2 separate regions of the Mus musculus genome follow, and region 1 is linked to region 2. A link is a loop called in an ENCODE intact Hi-C map of the cell type or tissue named here. Cell type or tissue: heart. All regions are shown on one strand. Links, peaks and the distances in the headings refer to the core of each region. The heading gives the core; the rest is flanking DNA.

Region 1 (10,902 bases), core at 1,740-9,739, 560 kb after region 2:
GGGGGGAGACCAGTGAGAGAGAGAGAGAGAGAGAGAGAGAAACAGAGAGAGAGACAGAGAGAGAGACAGAGAGAGAGACAGAGACAGACAGACAGACAGACAGAGACAGAAGAGAGACAGAGAGGGACAAAGAGAGGTTCTTAGAAGGATGGATGGTTTATATGTCTCTTTAGTTGATTCCATCTATTCCATTTGTTTCAGAGGGTCAGAGTTTATTCCTAGGAGAATAATATCTCCAATAGTGAGGTTGTTGTTGTTGTTGTTGTTGTTGTTGCTGTTGTTTAGTTTGGTTTGGTTTGGTTTGGTTTTAGCACAGAGCCTTTGATGTGCTGAGAGTAGACTTTTGGTGAATTTAAATCATGTATTTAATGTATTTTGCCAGTTATACTACAGCTCTAAAAGAATAAAGCCAAATTCTGGAAGACAGAAATAAATTCCATTTACATAAAACTATCAATTTCCCTGAAGCACATCACTTGTTTTTTTGGTTGTTTGTTTTTTTGTTTGTTGTTGTTTGTCTGTTTGTTTTGATTTTGTCTTTAACCTTTATACATGCCTGCCAACGTGCCCTTTTCATACACAGGAGAGATAAGAGTGAGACTGGTGTTCAAGGTTTGGAACCCAGCCACTCAGGAGACTAAGACCAGAAGACTGTGACGTCTAGTTCTTCCTGGACTAGAGTGAGTGGTAGGGTAGCCTAGGAAACCTAGTAAGACTCTGGAAAAGAAAGGTTGGCTGGTGATCCAATTTGCTAGTAGAAACCTGGCCTAGCGTGTGTGAGATCCTAAGTTCTATCCTCAGTTTGTCAAACTAAACAGGTGATGGGTTGACTGGCTCACAGGCTGACTGGCTAGATAAGGGATCCACCCAAAAGCTGGGAAAGTTAGGTTTGGACTGAAAGGTCATTTTAGGTTGTGGCTTAGGAACTCTGACCCCAGCTACAATACTCAGCCCAGTACCAGCGATTGTTTCATTTCTACCAAAGGGCCTGGTCTGCTAGCGACGGGAATATCAAGTGTTGCCATGGGTTGCTGCAGCTGCGAGCCATTATGTCCAGTGGCAGTGGAAATCCATTGCGAGCTCTCCTGGGAGACGGTGCAAAATGCTGTGGTGGGTTTCATATTAACCCTTGCCACCGCTGTAGCTAAGACTTCCGGCCAAGACCGAACCTCACCAGTCAGCTGTTGCCAAGTTTTAGAAAAAACAGACTTCATCACAGGCAAGCTCCATTCTGAGACAGAAAACAAGCGCCTTCTAACGCAAGGCTAGGCCCCTTGGAAGCCTTTTGTCTGCATTTGACAGTTTCACACCCCACAATGTCTGTTTCAGAGAGGTCCCGAAAGCTTTCCAGGAGAAGAAAGCCCCTAATGAGGAACGCAGTGTAGCTCTGACAAATGCTTTTTTTCATACATTTTTCAATATGCTCCCTTAAAAGAGAGGAGAAAGGGGAAATTAAAAAAACAAAAAACAAAAAACAACAACCAAAAGGCAAAAGCAAGCAAGCAAACAAACGTTTCGTTATCAGACACATGAATGTTTAAGTTTGACAGCTAATTTTGGTCATTTCCTAATTTGAAATGTCTGTTGCTTTCTCTATTGACTTGTTTACATTTTGTGTTCAAGTCCTTTGTTTAAATTTTGTCATTAAGACAAACATTTAAGGGAGGCATCTGTATCACCCCTCCAAGGCTTGGCAGATCTCATAGAAGAGGAAGAAGAAAGGCTGAAGGAGATGAAGGGTGAGGAGGAACACTATAGCATGCTGCCTTCTGCGCATGACAGGATCGGTGCCCTTGTGAATTCACAACACCTGCCCTTACATGCATGCACTCAAGTGTGCGTGCAAAAGCACACGCACGGATGAGCACACGCATGCACGTGTGGACACTCTCGCGCACACACATATCATGCAAGTAGGAGGGGGACTAGTTGAGAGCTGCTTAAAAGACATGAAAGGGGAATTATAAAACACAGGGTCATAAATATACTATAATCATGTATGTAATTGTCAAAAATAAAGTTTTAAAAGACATCATAATAAAGAAATAAGGGATAAGCTTAGCTAGTTTGGGGGAGGATGCCAGAGTGTATATATGTGCATCATGTGCATGCAGAGGCCAGAAGGAGCATAGCATCCCCTGGAACTGGAGTTATGGGTGGTTGGGCCTACTCCTGTAAGTGAGAGTAACTAACCACCTGAGGTTCTCTGCAAAAGCAATAAGCATTCTTACACCCGAGGCATCCCTCCTATCTCATAGCAAACTCTTTAAAATGACATTTTAATGATGACTAGTTCTGTACACGGAAGCACTGCCTTGTTATGGGTAGGTTGTGAATGGGTTGAGATGTGTAATTTAGATATCTGTCCTGTTTAACTTGACACTTGATTTCGGCAGCCATATTTAAGACAACAGGTTTTCATAATGATTGACAGCATCTGGAGACGTCAGAGGAAAGGTAGAGCTTAGAAAGGATAACCTAAAGCTTGTGATTATTGTATCGCAACTCTGGTAACTCATATTCCGAGGCAGCATCCTTCTTTAAGGACACACATTCCCACTTCAACACCAGCTTACAGTTAGGTGGCTGTCATTCTATGGTGTCTCAGATAATGTAACATGTGGGGGGTCTAGCTGACCTCTATAGAAGCAACTTTCTGTATCCTTGCAGAATATTTGTAGGCACTCCTGACATCTGAACCAACAGACCAATAGCCTCCTACTCCAAGGTGTGCCAGTTACTACGCGGTGTCATCTGAGAACTAAATGAGCCCAGGGTTTGCACTGTTGGCTTAGGAGGAAACAGAGAATAACATTCTTATCTTAGGGTTCCTGGTTCTGTGATGAATGCTGTGACCAAAGGCAATTTGTGGAGGAAAAGGTTTGTTTCACTTACTTTTCCAAATATCAAGGTTCACCATGGAAGAAAGTCAGGCTAAGAAGTCAGGGCAGGAACCTGGAGATAGAACCTGATGTAGAGACCATGGAGGGGTGCTGCTTACTTGCTTGCTCCTTGTGGCTTGCTCAGCCTGCTTTCTTATAGCACCAAGGACCACTAGCACAGGGTGGTATGACCCATCATGGTCTGGCCCTTCTCACATACTCCTTAAAAAAAAATCTCTAAGTTAGCATTATCATGGCCTCCAACATTTCTTACATAGAGACTAAGAATCTAGCCTCCAAGCCCCCACTAATCTGATCCTCTACTGGGCTTTTGTTTGTTTGTCCTTTGCTTGGTGCTCATCAAGAGGGATCACCTGGAGCTACTCTTCCTACTGAACTTCTGACATTCTCAGGTGGCTCTCCATCCCACTTTGGGTTTTCACTATAATGAACGCCTTCAGCAAGCTCTGCAACTCAGGTTCCAGCACTCCCTCACTCTGATACCAGCATATGAGAGACTATGCTTGCCCTCCCTCCGACAAAGCCTCCTGTGGGTAAACATCTGCATCCAGGGTAAGCATTCCGTGTCAATCAGAAGCAGAAAGAAGGTAGCATAGACCTTGGTATAAGACCCTAGCGGGTGTCAGCAGAACCTGCATTGCAGCTCTGGTTGAGAGGGCAGTCTCAAGCAGGCATAGGCTGCTTCCGGTTTTAGACAAACCCGTGATCCACTTCATTCAAGCCAACACTTATCTGCTGAGTTGTCCAGATTCGGGTTCAACTTGGATTTAGAATCCTTGGGGAAGAAAAGTCTCCCCTGCTCATTTCAGAAAGTGACTTTCCATAAGTAGATGCCATTCTAGAATGGAGCAGCAATTTCAGGGCAAATTTAACAGTGTTTAATGTTGTAAAAAAGAAAACAGAAACAAAACAAAACAAAACACACAGCCTGACTCCAAGTATGAAATGGGAAACCTGTGAAATTCAAATGTGTAATCATGTTTTCATTTACTTGACTGTGAGAAAGGAGACACCAAATTATTTTTGTTTAAAAAAAAAAAAATCTCAAAGCCCAAGTGTAAAAAAATATCGAATTCTTAGAATAGTCACTTACAATTGTGCATACGGATGTGTTTTGTGTGACTATTTGTACAGATAATATTATATATTTGCATATCATTTAAAATATTATTATTTGTAGATAGATTTAAGCTGAAAAACATATTAAACTATGATGGGTGATGGAGTGGGAGTGTACACTAGTGTTTGTCCTGAGGACCTGGGTTTAATTCTCATCTTCCTATGCATGTGTGGCTGACGTTCAGCAATATCTCATCAGTACCTCAGCCATTCCTGTTTCCTCATACATGATATTAGAATACTACTTCTCTGACTTCTGTTTCTGGTTCCAGACAATTTTAGTCTGCCAATGAAAAGTATTATATTATTTTATGTAACATATAAATTATATAATATGTAATGTAAATTATAATATTTAAATATATTATATAAATTATATTACATATAACATATAATAGAGTTAAATATATTATGCACATTATATTATATTATATAAATTACATAATAAAATACATGATATATAACATTTATATATACATATACACACAGGCATATATGTAATCTCAATAAAGAGAGTATGTTAAATATATATACATAGGAGTAACAGGTATATTCAATTAATCTTATGCTCATCTGTGCATGTTATCAAATACATAGTTGTTTCTAGAAGGTTTGCAAAGGGTATTATCTGGGTGTGGAACTAAGAGGTGGTTAAAAGTGACTTCGGCAGGATAAGGCAGAAAGCTGAGCCCTTTCTACCTAAGCTTTAATACATAATTTCCCATGACATTAGCTTTCCTTTAATATCAGCTCTCACCAACTCTGACAAGTTCTTCATTATCTTGTAGCTGAAATTTAAGTGTGGTTACTCAATGTATGCTTATGATATGTATAATGACAGAGTTAGTATAACTTTGTCTTTTATATAGGTGCAAAAATCAGAATTTGCAAATAGTTCAGAGAATCTGACCATGGCGGGAAATGGCATCATTCTGACCCCTCTGTGACTTTCCAGGGCAAAACCTGGTCAAAAACAAAGCATCATGAGCAGTAGGGACTTTCAGAATCAAGAGTACCATCCTCTACCTTGTTCCTGCTCCTAAAATCTCATCAATGAAATGCAGATCTCATCCTTAAAACCATAGCGTCAGTATTTGCCTTCTCACAGAACACCACTTTTAGTAGTCACTCGCCCGTTGTGTAGGCTGGTCATAAACCTCATTTAACAAGTCAGGGTAACGAGTCAAAGGATGTTGAGTGGCTATCAAAGAACGCTTTTCGCTTTGGATGGATTTTCAATCTCTTGCCTACAATAGTTTCAGTTATATCATTCATTTACAGGGAAGAATAAATGAATAATGCTGAGTCCAGATGCTAGACTGATGGATAGTCAGTTAAAAATTACATAGTGAAGGGACGAAGACTTGGAGGAGTCCACAATATATATTACTAAAACTTGTTGGGGATATGTGTACATACAGCACATGTAAAATATATAATTTTAATATGAAATATACACACACATTTGTAAGTGAGATAGACACCTATTTTATGTACTTGTATTTGAAATGGGAGGAAGATGTGTAGACAGGGCAATAGCATGTCTTTGGGAAGAAAAGTCTGATTCATTGGGATATATTCCTAATGGCTGCTTATATTTCTTACATGATTAACCCACTGGTGTCTAATGCTCTACAAGTACAAAAGAAATGGAGAATTGAAATAAAAATGTTATATTGTAACTTTTCAAAAGCATGGAGGCAGTAATTTAATTCAAATGTAAGAAAAAGCTGTATTTTGTAGCAGCATCAATTCCAGAAGAGATCCAAATGACATGATGTGCATTTATTTCCATTACTAAACATGTTTTGAAGTCTGCAGAGGAAAAAAAAATACAGGGAACAAATGAAAACATCAAATAAAAAGAAGACATGAATAAGGGATCTGACAAAGAAAGACCCAGTAAAAAAATTTTCATAAATAGACATTTTAGCTATATTATTCTACAAATTAAGTTAAGGTTTCTATTTTAAACAAGTTGTATCTGTCTTGGGGAAACTTTCAGTTTCAAATGTAATGTATGCATATATTCAAAAAGCAAGAACTTTATCAAAAGTGGACAACTGGTCACTTACTATTTTATCTATTTCTGTTCATGTGCGCTATAAAATTCAAACCCTGGCTGAATATCACTGGCAAAAATGTAACAGCAACTAGAGATCTGCTCTCTTTTAAAATTATAGGTTTAAAATCATTTAATTAAAAGAGAAAAAAAAATGTATCCCTAGGAGTATGAGCTTTTAGGAAATATTTAGCAACATTTCTCTTTGTGAACGAGATAATGAATGCAAACATCGCCACATAAAATTCTCTTATTTTGCTCACTAGCTTTTTATTTAAGGATAATTTTGTAAGATTATCGTGAAAGAGAGATAAGTCATTGACCCTTATAAGAAGATTGCCTTGACTAGTCCCTGATCTATATCTTTTTATCATTAATGAATACAAAATGTGGCGGTTGGGAGGTGGTATTTCAGATGGCGTCAATACTCTTTAATTAAGTGCCATAATTCTCATTTCCTTAAGTAGCTGGATTAATACATGTTACTCTTCAGAAAACTTTTCTTTCAGGGAATATTTTCCCCCCAGCAACACCATTGAACACATCTGTGGACTTCCACTGCCCTCTTTTGGAATCCAGTGGAAGTTCTGGTGTTTATGCATCTTTGAAGAGGATAGGTGGTTAGACAAGTGTCTTAGTTTTGATGTTTTCGATTTTAATATAAACCTTGAGTAAATGATAATTTGAAAAACCTCAGAGTTAAAGAAGGCTCTCCTATTATCCAGACAAACAATATTCATTTATAAACATCTTATTGTAAAATATGTTTTGTTGTTAATATCAAGGTCATTATAAGTCAATGTTATTATCACTTTAAAATCTACTGAAACAGAAAAAGAAGGCTTTAGAGATCATCTTTGAAGGGTGACGTTGTAGCTTTTTTCCTTTGTCAAGAGTCAAATATGAAATATGATGATCCAGAGGAACTAATTATAATACCATGAATCTAGTATTTTTGTTTTATACACAAATATCGTACAGACTAAACTATTTTAAAACTTGAAATGTATTAAAACCAGCAGTTCATTTTGTGTGGCTTTGCAGAACTAAATCCAACCTTGACCCCGTTTTCAGTGAGCAACTTTGGAGATGGATGCCTTTGATGTAGAAACAGATGGTCATCTGCTTGCTTGGACCACAAATCCTCCACAAATACACAATAAGAAGTGACCTGGAAAAGTAACCTCGGAGAGTTGTAACTAGCTGACCAGCGGTGGATTCAGACATACCCACTGCTATCTGGCTTAGCTACTGATTTGATGTCAGTTTGTTGGTTTTTTAGTCTGTCTAGATAGTGCTTTTCAGCTAAAATCTAAAAGCCTCCCCCTCATTTTACCACATCTGGTTTAGCAATTCCTTGAGAGACAAAAACAGTCCTTTCTCTCATCCCATCTATTAAAATCTACCTAGGTCCTGAGACAGAAATGAATGATCATGTCAGAGTGGAATACTTCTACTCCAAATTTCTGCTAAAATAAACCCAAATGCCCCCCCCCAATGAAAATATTACAAGATATTACAGTAGGACAATCTTCAACAGAGCAACTGATGGGAAATTAGCTTGGTTTCCTGTTATATCCCACGAAGTCATTTGTTACCTCAAAATGCATGAAATATAATAAGTTCAATTTGTTTACTTGAAGAGAAAAATCATTTGAGGTCCGATATCTGATCCATTCATGACTGTTAAATATTTTATTTATAAGGAACCACTGTAGACGTAAGTCCTGTAAAGTATGACCAAACAGTACCTTCCAAACTAAGTTGTAATAGGCTTCAAACCTGAATTTTTTAAATAACCTTTAAAGTTGCCAAACAAGAACTATCATCTCTGATATACACACCTGCGAACATGCAAGCAAACATTCACATGCATACATTGAAAATGAATTACTTTTTACTCAAAACGAGTGCTTTGAATTAGACTAGTATATTTGCCCAGGGCAGGAAATACAGCGAGACCCACAATGACACCTTTATCCAGACACTGTCAACAGAGAACACTGAAGACATAAACTTGGAAGGTATTAAGTTTAACCTGGCTACGTAGGAATTCATTCTCTGATGGTATGCACTGGGTCTTACCTAGAAGACACCTCAGTGATCTGTTAGCTTTCCTGAAGCTATTGGATTTAATAAAATATTCCTCTTGGTCCTTTTGATAAGAAGGGAACATAACATTTAGGAGGGAAAGCACAAGAAATGAAAAAGACACTGAGCAAGAACAGTGAGTTCTCTTAGCTACAGAACTGTATATCTAACCCCACAAAACACTCCTTATATCACAGAAATCTTAGCATCATGCTGTCCTGTGAAGCATAGCTCAAATCCTAACGCTCAGTGGGGCAGATGCAGGCAGTCCCTTGTGAGGTTTGAGGCCAGCCTTGTCTATTTAGTGAGTTCTAGGACAGCCGGAGCTATGAAGTAAGACCCTATCTCAAACACAGAGCACATCAAATCAACGGCAACAGCAACAACAACCATAACAAATAAAACTTCACATGATTCTGAATCACATTTAGCCACTGTACACGCATGCTTCATACTTAGAACGTCTTTGTCAGCAGGGTTTGTTGATTTCCTGACACTTTGTCAGCATCCACTGGGGTTTACTGGGTTTCTGTGTCCAGGATCCTAACATCCTAGAGATTGTCTTCTTGGACCCATTGATTCAGCAGCAATTCTTTAGTTTCCTGTCTCTATGACAATTTTTGTTTTTCCCAAAACTTGTATTATCTGTTATGAATTTTTAATTCAATTGAACAGCAAACTGAGTGGAAGTTACTGAATTATTGACTTGGGACTAGTGATGTGGCTCAGTGGTTAGGCACACTTGCTGCTCTTGTAGAAGATCTGCGTGCAGACCTCAGCATCCCCCTTGCATGCGTCCCAACTCCACAGCTGTGTGCAACTTCAGCTTATGGGTTCTCCAACACCTTCTTCTGATTTTTGCTGATAGCTATACACACACACTATATACACATACACATATACAACACAACACATATACATTCATATGTACACATGCACTTGCACACACTCATGTACACACATATGTACCACATACCACACAAGACACACATGTGTGCACACACAAATACATCACATGCATACACTCATACACACATACACACATACTGCACAACTCATACATATCCACATTCGCACACACTAATATTTAGAGAAGCTATAAGTTATGGAGAACCTAAATCCACGTACTCTGCCCTATTGTTTGTTAAGATTTTGAGAGACTTTCTTAAGGCAGGGATAAAGAGATGTGCTTTTCTAGTTTCTTGATTACAATACCACTTCATGGAACCCACCATAATGTTAAACCTACATTACATGCCATTGCAATTACCCATAGCAGCAGACCCCTATTTTACAAACATTAAAGTAATTTTTAAATTGGTTGGAATCAGGAGATGCAGACAAGTATGTTCATGGAGCTTATTTTAAGCAACACATCTATTTAAATTTCAGAATTGAATACTTTTATATGTACCGGTTATTCAGGGTACGATTGAAACCAAATAAATACATTTTTTTAACTTTAAACATATTTTATTATAAATTACTTTCTACTTGACTGTTTCTTTAAACTGTTAATAGTTTAACGAAACATTGCAAGAATAGTAAGACATTAACTATAATATGTTTAGTTCTCTTAAAGCTTCTGTTTTTACCACATAAGAGAATTATAGCTATCTTTTCCAATGTTAAACAATTTTATATAATACTATCACTGAAAAATGTATAAATACCATGAAAGCACATCAAATATAAATAATATTAAAGTTTAAAAACACAGGTGTCTTTTCAACTTGATAATGGAGGAATGTTCTGGTCTCAATAGAACAAACATTATTAAAATGAATCAATCATATAACTAATTGACTTACTTTTTAAAGCATTTGTTATATATACACATAGTGTATGTATATGTTTTGAATGTGTGTGTTCATGTGTATGTGTGTGATATGCACTTATGTCTATAAGTGTTTATATGTTGAGTGTCTGCATGCTAAGACTAGAAGTTATCTAACATTCTTTCTCTATCATACCTTTCTTCCCTTGAGATAAGGAAGCTCACTGAACTTGTAGCTAGGCTGGTAGCAATCAACCCCCAGAGGTCTTCTAGTCTCTGCTCTTCACCAGAGCCCTTGGTTTACAGATGTTCTGAGTCGTGCCTGCTATTTAAAGTTGTGAGCCTGGATTTGAACTCAGTTCTTCGTGTTCACACAGCAATGGTTCTTTCTCTCTGACTCATTTCCCCCATATAATTTTTCAGTATTTTACACCTGGCATTACAGACTGTACATTGAGTAGTCACAGTTTTAAGCTGACAGACTTTATTTTTTTTTTTGTACAAGACTCAAAGAATGGCTTAGACAGTTGACTAGATGACTCAGTGGCTAAAAGTACTCATTGTATAGGCTTCTGATCCTGAGGCCAATCCCCAGGACCCATCTGATGGGAAGGAAAAATAGATTCCCGCAAGATATTCTTTGACCTCCACACATATTGTGGTATACCTTTCCATGACAAAACAAACAAAGAAACAAACACACAAAATAATAAAAATAAATGACATAAAGCTATGACATAAAATCAAGAATGCAAAAAAATATTCTTGGTGAGATGAGCAGAAAATCCTGCCCAACTTTATGAACAGCACAGATTGTTGATTCAGACATACAGAGCTGTTGCATTGACCATGTACATTGCAGTATAATACCATTGTTGACATGGTAGTTGGGATTTATAAATGTACAGTTGGGATATTAGATGTACAAACTATGATATGCTTACATGAAT
Region 2 (10,902 bases), core at 991-8,990:
GTCCACACTGCTACCTGGAGGTTATTAATCATCCATTTGTTATTTTAGCTTTGAGAATATACTTTATCTCAGAAGCGTGAACTGTACATGGGAGGTAGGCCACCAACTGCTTAGTGCTTCAGACCTAAGTATATCTATCACATGACAGCAGGTTTGATGCACCCTGGTCTGATTCTTGTCTCTGCATTTTGTAAGATGTACATGATACCAGAAAATGCCATTGCATGAGCCTGTCACCTCAATAATATTACAAAGAATAAAACAAAGTCATGTTTACTTAATTTTTCTAATTTTTGGTTCTTTTGTGGTTTGATTAAGCACCTACAAAATGTACATGAAAGCCATCGATTCATTTTCCTTCACCTCTTCATCTGGCTTTGGAAATGGCAATTCTGGTGGCCAGCTGGGCTGGCCTCACCTTGATGAGACTTCTGGGAAGACACACTGTGTGAGATCTTGGCATAGTAGGATTTATTTTCCCACCTACGTTTTTTTTTTTTTTTTTTTTCCATTTTGACACAGAATGTCTCACTGAATCTGATGCTCACTGCCTGATTCAGCTAGTTGCCAGGGAGTCCCTGGGGTCCAACTGTCTCTACCTTCCTAATGCTGAGATGGGATTACAGGTGCACATTAGTGCACCAAACTTTATCATGTGTGTACTGGGAATGGAAACTCAAGACCTCATGTTTCTGCATCAAGGACTTGATCAACTCAGCCATGTCTCTAGGCCTCTAAAACTTGCATCTCTTAAATTTACCCATAAGTAGGCTTATTTAAAAAAGTAACATGATGGAGAACTTATAGTTTCCCCTCTTTTTAATATTGTTTATGCAAAAGAACCATCTCCAGCTTGAGATGTTAAGGGACATTTGATGGATTAGCTCAAATACTACTAATGACTCCTTTCTTGTGGTACGGGAGTGGAGCTTGTGAACTGACATTGGGACTGTGGCTATAGTGTTCAATTCTACCATCTCTGGGAAGAGTTCCGGGGCTGATGGGCAGCAGTGTTTGTAAGGGAAGGGTGACATTGCAATGCTATCCTAACCAGCAATGATTGGCCAACCCAGGGGCCTACTTCTCATTCTCAGTCGTACATAGTGCCACTGACTTCAGAAGTGTGACCAGTCCTCAGAAGAAAAAAAAATGCCTTGTCTATTGCTTGGGTCCTAGAATATGGGATAGAGGCTTGACCTAGTGCATCACTGTGACCAGTGTTAGTAACATCATACCATAGGAATATGCATGTTAAAAACTAATTCTGAAAGAGAACTGTGATCAATGCCTTGTGAAAAGAAAGCTTCACAACAATAATTGTTATAGTAGGCGCAGACAAGCCACTGGGTTCTGCAGCTTACAAATGCACAGAAGAAAAAGCATTAACCTCCACCCCCCCCCCCGTTCTATTTCCAAAGTCCTTGGTGGAATCAGGCTCAAAGCACACTATCCCATCTATTCAATCTAATCAATAGGCGTTTGAGGTTGGCAAAGCAGCCTCATATGTACAAATCGTAAAAAGGAGCTTTTCGGCAGCATGAGATCTCAGTTATTTTTCTGGCCAAAGGATAAATGTCTATTGGAGTCAATTACTGCTCCGCTCATGGTTTCATTATTGTTGTTAGAGTGTGATAAATGCAACTCACTTTATTATAATGGGCTGTAAAAAAAAATCACTACATAAAATTAGAAATTCTGCAAAGAGTTAGGCATTGCAAGCTCCACCTCCCGGCAATGTCCGTTTTAATTCAAACGGTCTGGAGGCAATGCGGAAGTATTAAATACATGGATGAAATGAAAAGAAATCCATTAAATATCAATTTTACTTTCTGACTTAAACCATTTTTAGAATGTGTATTTTCTTATCCCTCGGCTAAGGACCTTCTCTGAAGGGGACCTCAGTGGCAGGGGACCTCGGTGGCAGGGGACCTCGGTGGCAGGGACCTCTGCGGTGAGAGGAGGTGGAATGATCCCACCAAGCAAGCAAGATAATTTGGCTGAGTTGTTCCTAACTTTCTGGTTGATTTGGTCACGCACCGACCATTGATCCCAGTGTACTCGGGTCTTTCTGGGGTTTAGTGTTGAAGATCTCATAAGAAATACTAGGGCCTTCTTGATGCTGGGCAAATCAAATTATTATTCTAACTTAAAAACATATCAAGTCTCTTTGCGAGCAAATGCCTTAGGACACTTGCCTTCCTTCTCTGGAGCACGTGCTTCATGATGATGTACACTTGTCATTCTGGGGATTTCAGAAATCATGCTGTGCCCTTTGGTACTAGTTCTTATGTATTCTATGAGTTTCTTTGCTTCTCAGATTGTCATCTTTGTGATCAAATGCCTCTTCATCTTAGCTCAAATTTAGATTTGACCTCACCTTTGAAGCACCTGTCCTGGGTCACTTTCTAGGTTCAGCTTAAGTGGGTGTGATTATAAGTTATCCAGGCATCCCAGGAGACAAAGGGCACTTTTGTATTCTACAGATGAAATGGGTATTCTCTTACTTGGCAAAGCCTTTCCTTACTTTGATACAGTGGTGCTTTGGGGACAGGTGGAGAGCAGTGACCAGTGTCCCAGTGCCTGAGACAATCATTTTTACTTCAGATCTAGCATACAGGTTTTATTATGTAAGCATATTAAGTTTGCTTGGAATAAAACCTAATGTCAAGCACCCACGCAATCCACAGTTCTGTGCTTGTCATCTGGAACAGAAGACTCAGGGAGGTTACAAGAGGCAAAATACAACGTGCTGTTCCTAAGTCGCTTTTCCGTTGAGGTGCCTGCAGTCCAGGGTGACAGCATGATCCGCCGTGTACTAATTATGCCATCCATATGCTTCATTTGCTATACACACACACACACGAGAACTGGAGACTTTTTCAAGGGCAAAACCCAAACCAGGGTGCCAAAGCCACAAATCACGTATGCCTTGGTTTGTGAAGCAGCAACAAGGAAAGGGGGTCAGAGACACACGTGTGCCTGAGGACGTGGAATTATGCTTCAAAGGTTGAAAGATGTACAGACGGGGACAGGAGGAGAAGAGCGTGGCTAAGTGGTCAGGGTATGCAGGTCCGATTGGACAGAAGCAGTTCAACAGTATATGACTACCACCTGCTCACCTGGCAAGTTCTAAAATGTAACTAGGAAGGCACTGATACTCTGCCCCATTGCTGCCAGGTTCTAGCTGTGAGCCCTTTATATGTTTAAATTACCTTTGAGAACTCCACACATAGGTAAGCACTGTAGTTATGAACTCTCTCTTTATATCTTCCATCCCCCTCCCTCCCTCCAGCTCCTTCAATGCCCTCTCTCCAATTCATGAGTTTACCTGGAAGCTGCACCAAGCATAAATCTCAACAATATGGTTGCATAGACAAGAGCTGCATTTGACAAGGCGGCACGGATGGGGGGAAAAATCACAGTTTTCACCCATGAAGATCTATGGGTACTCAATGGCTGCAGAGAGAGAGAGAGAGAGAGAGAGAGAGAGAGTTGGTCTTCCCCAGGATGAACACCCTGCTATGTTTCCCCATCGTAGGTGGTCAACCCCAAACTCATGCACATATGAGCAACCCTAAATGAACTTAATTGGTGATATGTATACCTAGATAGAACAAGATATGTTTAGTCATGGAGATCCCGGGTATCAGATGTCAAATGACTGAGTCCCACCATCTAGCCCTCTGTCACCACAGTAGGATAGTGAACAAGCTTGCAGATACAATGCTGTGGCTCTCCCTGGACTCCCATGTCCTTCGATCCTAATTGAGTGATTGAGCTAAAGATGAGGTTTTAAGGGCCTGGGGACATAGCTCCATTGGAAGGGTGATTTCCCCAGCATTCAGGAAGTCCTGGGGTTCATCCCCGGCCCTTTAAGAACTGGGCATCATTGTAGACACCTGTAATCCCTTTACTTAGGAGATGGAAGCTGGAAGATAGAATGAAGTTCAAGATCATCTTTGATAGAGCGAAGCTGAAGATAGCCTTGGTTACATAGGACTTCCTGGACATTTTTGAATGTTTTGATTATTGTTATATTAGTCAAGATCAAGGGATGATCTTGTTGCTGTGTAAGGAAAGAGAACCTGAGTAAGCACTAATGGAAGTGGTAAAAATCTTCCATATCAAATCTTTTATTCTGGCGCTCCTAAAATGAAAGGAGCTATATACAGTTTCTCAGTCTCAAACTAACCACTGAGTCAGTCAAACGAAGCCATATGTCTGTGTGATTTCAACCATTTTCTAGTCGCTCCTTGTATGTGAACTAGATGCACTGAGTCCATAATGACCACCGAAAGGCAACAATAAACAAAATGGATATGTAATGTATGATACACCTTTTGGATGCCAAGCTATCCTTTGTCAAACAGTTCTAGAATTATGCCACAAGCTATGTTAAAATAGCTAGTATTTACCAATTGTTTACTATATATGGCTTTGACAGGCATTCTGCCAAGAATTTCTTGTAAATGGTCCCATCTGCTTCCAAGACAATCTTCTGAGAGATATACTAATATCCTTACTGTTTTTGAATAAGCAAACACACCTCAGGTATTTCTTCAGTGCTACTTTTATTACATATAAATAAGTAAATATTCCACAAGTAGAAAATAAAGGCCTTTGTTTAAAGGGCACATGTTTTTGTTTGTTTGTTTGTTTGTTTGTTTTATTTTGAGAATGTTTCTTGTTAGATAGCCCATGCCACCTTGAACTCACAATCCTTTCGTCTGGGCCTGAAAAGTTCTGAAACACGGGACCACACCCTACCTTAAAGATGTAGCTTATAAATCATATGAGGAATGGCAATCTACACAAAACAATCTTGCCACAGAAAATTTAAACCACTTACATTAAGATTAATAGGCTGTAGTTTGAAAGTAGAAAACATTTTAAACACTCTTTTATCTGGGGAAGGAGACAGATTAAACTGATTTTAAATGAGATAACAGAGTCAATATTAAAATTCCAGTGGACCTACTACTCTGGGAGTCAACCTTTGGATAGTGAAGACTGGAGATGAAATCTATTAATATGTCCAAACTGAAAGATGGTGCGAACAGAAAAAGGTATGCGTGTGGTATGCACTTTGTGTCACTTTGTGTCAGTCACTAAAACTATCAAGCAAGACTTGAGTCTGGGTTGTTCACAGATGCATTGGAACTAGTTGAACCTAGTTTGCTTAGAACGCATTTACTTTCTTTCTTTTTTGTTAATCATTCTATTCGTTTACATCCCAAATGATATCCCACTTCCAGGTTACCCCTCCACAAGCCCTCCCTCCATCCCACATCTGCCCTCTCCTCCCTCCCCTTTGCCTCTCTATGAGGGTGCTTTCTAAAAGTCTATTTGCCCAAGGTCTCTTACCGGGAACACAAGAGGAAGAGAGTCACTGCGCCCTCTAGGGGATGTTGTAGAAAAACCTTGCCTTGGAGAAAGGGAAGGACATCTGAGAAAAGTCCTGAGAAAAAGACACAGGGTAGTTCTTCCTCTAAAGCTCCTTCCTCTTCTAATGGAAGCATCCTACTAGACTTCTTAAAAGGCCCCTAACTGTACCAACCCCTCAATTATTTTATTATTAAAAGGCAAAGCTGACAGCATGCTATTCATTTTTGGCTGTACACTATTTCTCTGGCCCTTGTATCCCAAAATAGCTCCTTGTGGTGACGTGTTTCTCCTTTGGTTGGTAGGATTCTTTCAGTGGCCTCTCCCACTCTGTTTCTGAATGCTACGTGCTGTCTCAGGCACTCCCTCCCTCCAACCAACATCACCTGTTTCTCTGTGAATGATCTGACCTTCAGAAAGCCAGGCTATCTTTTGAAGATAAGGAGATGCTCAGGGAGACCGAAAAGGGCAACGAAACCCATGCTTGGAGCAGTGTCAGTCAACAAGCTGTGATTAATTACTGAAAGCAGAGTACACAGACAACTTCAGAGAAAGAAGGAATGCATAAAAGAGTTACTTTTGTCTTGTTCCCATGTCTTCCAAAACATAAAGACAAGTACACTCAGGATCACTGGTCCATAAATGGCAGAGAGAAAAAAATAATAATCCTGATTTCTAACCCCCTGACTTATACCTTTTCCAATGGCAGTAACCATTGCTTCCAAGGTGGTCCTTAATTGAATTATCTTGGCAATATTGTGAAGGCAAGTACTAATCACTTAATGTGTTGAGTTATTTAATGAAAGTATTATTAATTTGTAGCAATAAAATATAGAAAGAACTCGGAGCTTACCATGTGCCGGGGATTTGTGGCATCAGATAATGCCTTAAGAAAAAAAATCAGAAGTAAAATTAACACCGAAGATGTCTGCAAATTCATACTTGGATGAAGAGCATGGGACAGGGATGGCAAGCAAAGAAACAGCAGCAACCAACGTACATGGTATCATTTTGAAGGTCTTATTGAAGATGTCTTCCCTCAAGTTGCCTTTTCATTCTTTTGGGGGGGGGGTTGAGGTCTGATTAGAAAGCAGGGAGGGAGCCAGAAGAACAAACAAATAGCAAGGATTGTCCCAAGGGAGCCACCCAGGCCCAGTGATGGAGTGCTAGACTCCTACTAGATAAATACAGTCTTAGGATTTGGGAGAAGAAGGAATTGAATGTCAAAATAATGAGGGACCAAAACACAAGTATCACTGAAGGAGTTTCAGTCAAGTTAGGCTCACTCCTCCTTGCCCAGTTTTAAGTAAGAAGATATTTTCTTTTCCTTTAACACCACATTTTTTTAAATGTGAGAATTTATAATTTATTTAATTTTATTCCTGTGTGTTTATGCATATGCTGTGTGTATGAGTATAATCGAGCAGGTGGGTCTCTACAGAGACCAGAGGAGGAGGTAGGGTACCTACTTCTGTTCATCTCCACTATAGTCCCTTGAAGCAGAGTCTCTCTCTCTGACTCTGGAAGGTTATCATATTTTGGCTAAGGTGGATGGCCAGCAAGCTCCAGCCATCTTTCTGTCTCTGACCCCTAAACTCTACCTCCCATACCTGTGTATAGGCACCTGTAGCCTTGCAAGGCTCTGTGAATGAACCAGGGATCCAAAATCTTCAAGCTTATGCAGTGGTAATCACACAAATTGAGCCTTCTTCCCAACCACAAATATTTCTTTAATTAACTGAACGTTATGACAATATTTTCTTTGAGACTCTGGAATAATGATAACATCAGATACTAGAGAGAACGTTGTATTGAGACTGTGCTATCATGTGTTTCGATGACTCAAGAACACGAGGATGACAAGGACTCATGATATCTGTTTTGTGGAAGATGTCTATAGGCTTAGCTTAGATTAACTGATGGCCAAGTTGAACATATGCATGGATTAAAGGGAACTATGGGACTGATTCAAAGCTGACCTCCTCCGGTTGAAAAGAGGGATGTCTCTGTTGCCAGTTTCAGCTGTCCTTGGCTCATGTGTCTAAAATTGGATGTTGTCAGCAAAGCATATAGGGTATTCTTGCAATAAGAAAAACAACCAGCCAGCCAACCAACCAACCAACCAACCAACCAACCAATCAAAACAAACAAACAAACAAACAAACAAACAAAAACAAATCCAAGGATCATACATAACATGTAAGGATTGCTTAATCCTTCAAAAGGGACTTAGGCTTGGGTTATGTAGATAACTACAAGGGAAAAATTCCCCTCTCCACATAAGCTAGCCCTCTGCTGACAGGAAGAAGAAACACGTGGTTTGGCCACACACGGATATGGTACAAGAAGGGCATAAAGACTGGTTTGATTTTGCAAAAAGGTCAAGATAAGGATAGGATTTTCCAGAGAAATGACATTGTCCTTGGAATTTACTTATGCCTCACTGCCTAAAACCATCATGCAATATGGTTCCATGTCTGTACCCCATCTCTCAGATCTATCCATTCTTGCTTTTGGAGTTCTGAGTTCTTCAAATAATTCCTTGTACCCTCCCCCATTCGATCAACTCCCTTAACAGAGCCTGAGAGAAAAGGTTGAGTTTCAGGCTTCTTCTGTGTTGAGGAATTTACTTTCAACATCTTGACACGAGCCAGAGGCCTGCCCGGCAGCAAGAGAGATGGATGCAGTAGGAAACTCGGCCTGACAAATGCCAGTCCCACCTGTGTGGGTTAATAAGCGAGATTCCAGCCCAGCCAACAATCCTCTCGTAACTGTCATTTCCGTGCAACCAATCAGTTGCCTGGGAATTATCCCAATAAAAAAAGAAAAAGAGAATACAGTGTGTCATTTATCAGGCAGCCAATTAAAGAGCCTCTGCAGGAGAAGGTGAGCTGGAAGCCAGTTCTCACAAAGGAAGCAGGGCAGGGCCAAGCCAGTATGGGCCTGGAGGAAACTGAAGAAACTAAGTGGTGGCTACCTCCTAGAGGAACCAGATTTGGAAAATGTTAGGAGCTGGTAATGGTTCACATTTCTAAGGACACCAGGGTGTGAACAGGAGGTCTCCTAAGCCATCTAATCTTACCCAAAAGGTCCCTTGTGGCCCTAAGACCAAGGCTCATATACTGTGTTGCTTGGTTCCTAAGGCATGGTGAGCATTACATGTCTTGAAATTTGAATACAAGGAAGTAGCTAAACAAAAACAAATTGAAAACAATAGTTGCCCAAGTTTATTGGACATTTTGGCTTCTTTGTGTACTGGTGGTTTACTGGTAGAAAAGCAGAAGTAATTCTTTCTGCTTAAAACATGCATGAGGGGGCTGGAGAGATTGGCTCAGGGGTTAAGAGCACCAACTGCTCTTCCAGAGGTCCTGAGTTCAATTCCCAGCAACAACCTGGCAGCTCATAACCATCTATAATGGTATCTAATTCCCTCTTCTGGTGTGTCTGGAGAAAGCAGTGGTGTACACATATAAATAAATAAATAAATAAATAAATAAATAAATAAATAAATTTTTAAAAAATGCATGAAGGACTTACTTTCTCCTTTGGGGTTTATAATAAAAGCTCTCTATTATACATGCAATAAATGTATAACATATATGTTCATTCAAATGTATTGAGTGCTTTCTAATGACACTGCACCCAGTTGGCTAGTCCAAAATACAAGCCAGTCCCTAGTTACTGAGGCCATCAGTACCCACATGGGTTAGCAGATGACATCATAGTGCCTCTCAGGTTTGTAGCTCAGAGTTACATCTTGCCCTTTGGCCTTTCTGAATTGAGGTGTCTGGAAATGCAGGAGGTCTTACAATAGTAATTACTTTTAATATTTTAATTCTAAGTTAATCAATGGTATGTGTGATAAATCAGTGATATATGAGATCTATAGGATCTGGGAACACAATTGAAGTATACTGACAGGATAGCAGCCACCCAACCAGAAAAGCAAAAGCTATCTGTGAAGTGCATTTCCAAAATTATAACTCTGTTGTCAAATGTAGAACTGGTTCAAATTCAATGTCCCTGGGGCTACAGAACTGTAGATTGAGGAAACACAGACCAGTAGTGCAAGTCAGTAGTGAGTCTTTCTGTGGACACTTAAACGTAAAAATTGTTAGTAGCTCCTGGACAACACTCTGCTAGAGGGACACAGCATCAGTAAAGTCAGGACTATTGCCCTTAACCCATATGTAGACCATGTGTAGTTTATGTCTTTTAAAGAGAAACATTCTTCTACTCCCATTACATGCTTAGTTCTTATATTTCTCTCTTATTTATATTCTTTCACTGGGAGTGTTGTTTCCTAAAAACTGCCAAGTCATTTTTTTAAAAGATGATTAAAAAGATGAATCTAAGGGCACCAACCGTAAGTTTCCATGAAATGTCCTTCAGAAGCCAATGTATAGAACATTGGAATGTTATGTTCTGGCAAGTGACTGAGTCCTTTATTTTAACTTATCATGCATGATTCTAGCACTGACATAAATTCACACACACACACACACACACACACACACAGAGAGAGAGAGAGAGAGAGAGAGAGAGAGAGAGAGAGAGAGAAGAGGGAGGAGGAGATTATCTAATCTTATCACACATGGCCATTGCCTAAGATTTATTCCAATATTAAAACAACTAGCCGACTGAAGAGGTGTTTTTTGATTTAAGTATTCACTTATAACGTCATTCCAGCTGAAGGGTCCCATTTCCAAGGGAAAGTTGTCCAGTTAAATAAACATTTCAGAAAATATAAAATTTTGCCCTCCCAGTAAGTCTGAAGATCACCTAATTAAACTCATCAAGTCTTAGCTGACCAGTTAATAAATGGAGTAGTTGGTTTATTAGATACAAGCTGTAGTCACACTGGTGGCTTGAATTCAAAGTGCAAGGATCCCCAGCTGTGTGACCTTGACACCCAGCTGGCTTCACCTCTCTGAGATCCAGTTCCTGTTTCTTTAGACACAGAGATAAATGGCTCTTACTGCCTCATGTTTAGGCTCCAGTAACTAGGATTCCATGGTACCCTGTCAATAAACAGCAGCTACAAACGATACCATTTATGACTCTTACACAGCCTCCCAGAGAATAGTACCAACAAGCCTAATACAAAGAAGTGGTTTCTCATTTCTCCTGCCCAGAGCAATTGAAAGCGGGAGGGTTCCTGCTCTTTCTTTCGGGTAGGCACCATCTAATGTGACCTGTCAATCCAAAAATGGGCTGTGATTTTATAAGCCACGCAGGATTATGTCACTTCCAGGAGACAATACTGTGTGATTAACATGCAACAAACGTCAACTCCCCGTTATTGCTGACACCAACAAACCCCCACCTTCCCTCTGTCCCACTCCTGGCTTGTTTGTTTCCTTCTTGTTCCCATAGTGCCTTCTTTGCATCCAGTTCCCTTTGAGTGACACTGAGAACAATTTCAGCTGCATCCCTTCTCAAAAATCAGTTATTTTGAAACCCGAGGAGACATAAGGAGATAAACACCGCCTACCTGCTCTGTTTTGGATGGCTCTGTGC

Evidence for each region. Hi-C counts contacts between places; a loop is a spot of excess contacts. Peaks named below come from ENCODE experiments on the same cell type or tissue, not always from the same donor. Only the 100,000 strongest peaks of a DNase experiment are listed, where the experiment ranks them.
Region 1: a loop joins it to region 2, with 2.5 times the contacts of the local background. A loop is called at or near these places in 2 of 42 quality-filtered maps.

What each region holds. Positions count from the first base shown.
Region 1 is chr11:111,648,816-111,659,717 of GRCm38, reverse strand. Gm30219 (a long non-coding RNA gene) reads left to right here and starts at 705. Exons shown (of 4, transcript XR_001780139.1): 1 at 705-730; 2 at 3,248-3,455. In heart, for the core only: a CTCF peak has its summit at 6,666 (motif pointing left); no DNase peak of the experiment used is centred there.
Region 2 is chr11:112,204,092-112,214,993 of GRCm38, reverse strand. No RefSeq gene overlaps it. Among named protein-coding and RNA genes, the nearest start is that of Gm39461, 52 kb to the right of the region's middle. In heart, for the core only: a CTCF peak has its summit at 5,402 (motif pointing left); no DNase peak of the experiment used is centred there; H3K27ac peaks cover 304 bases.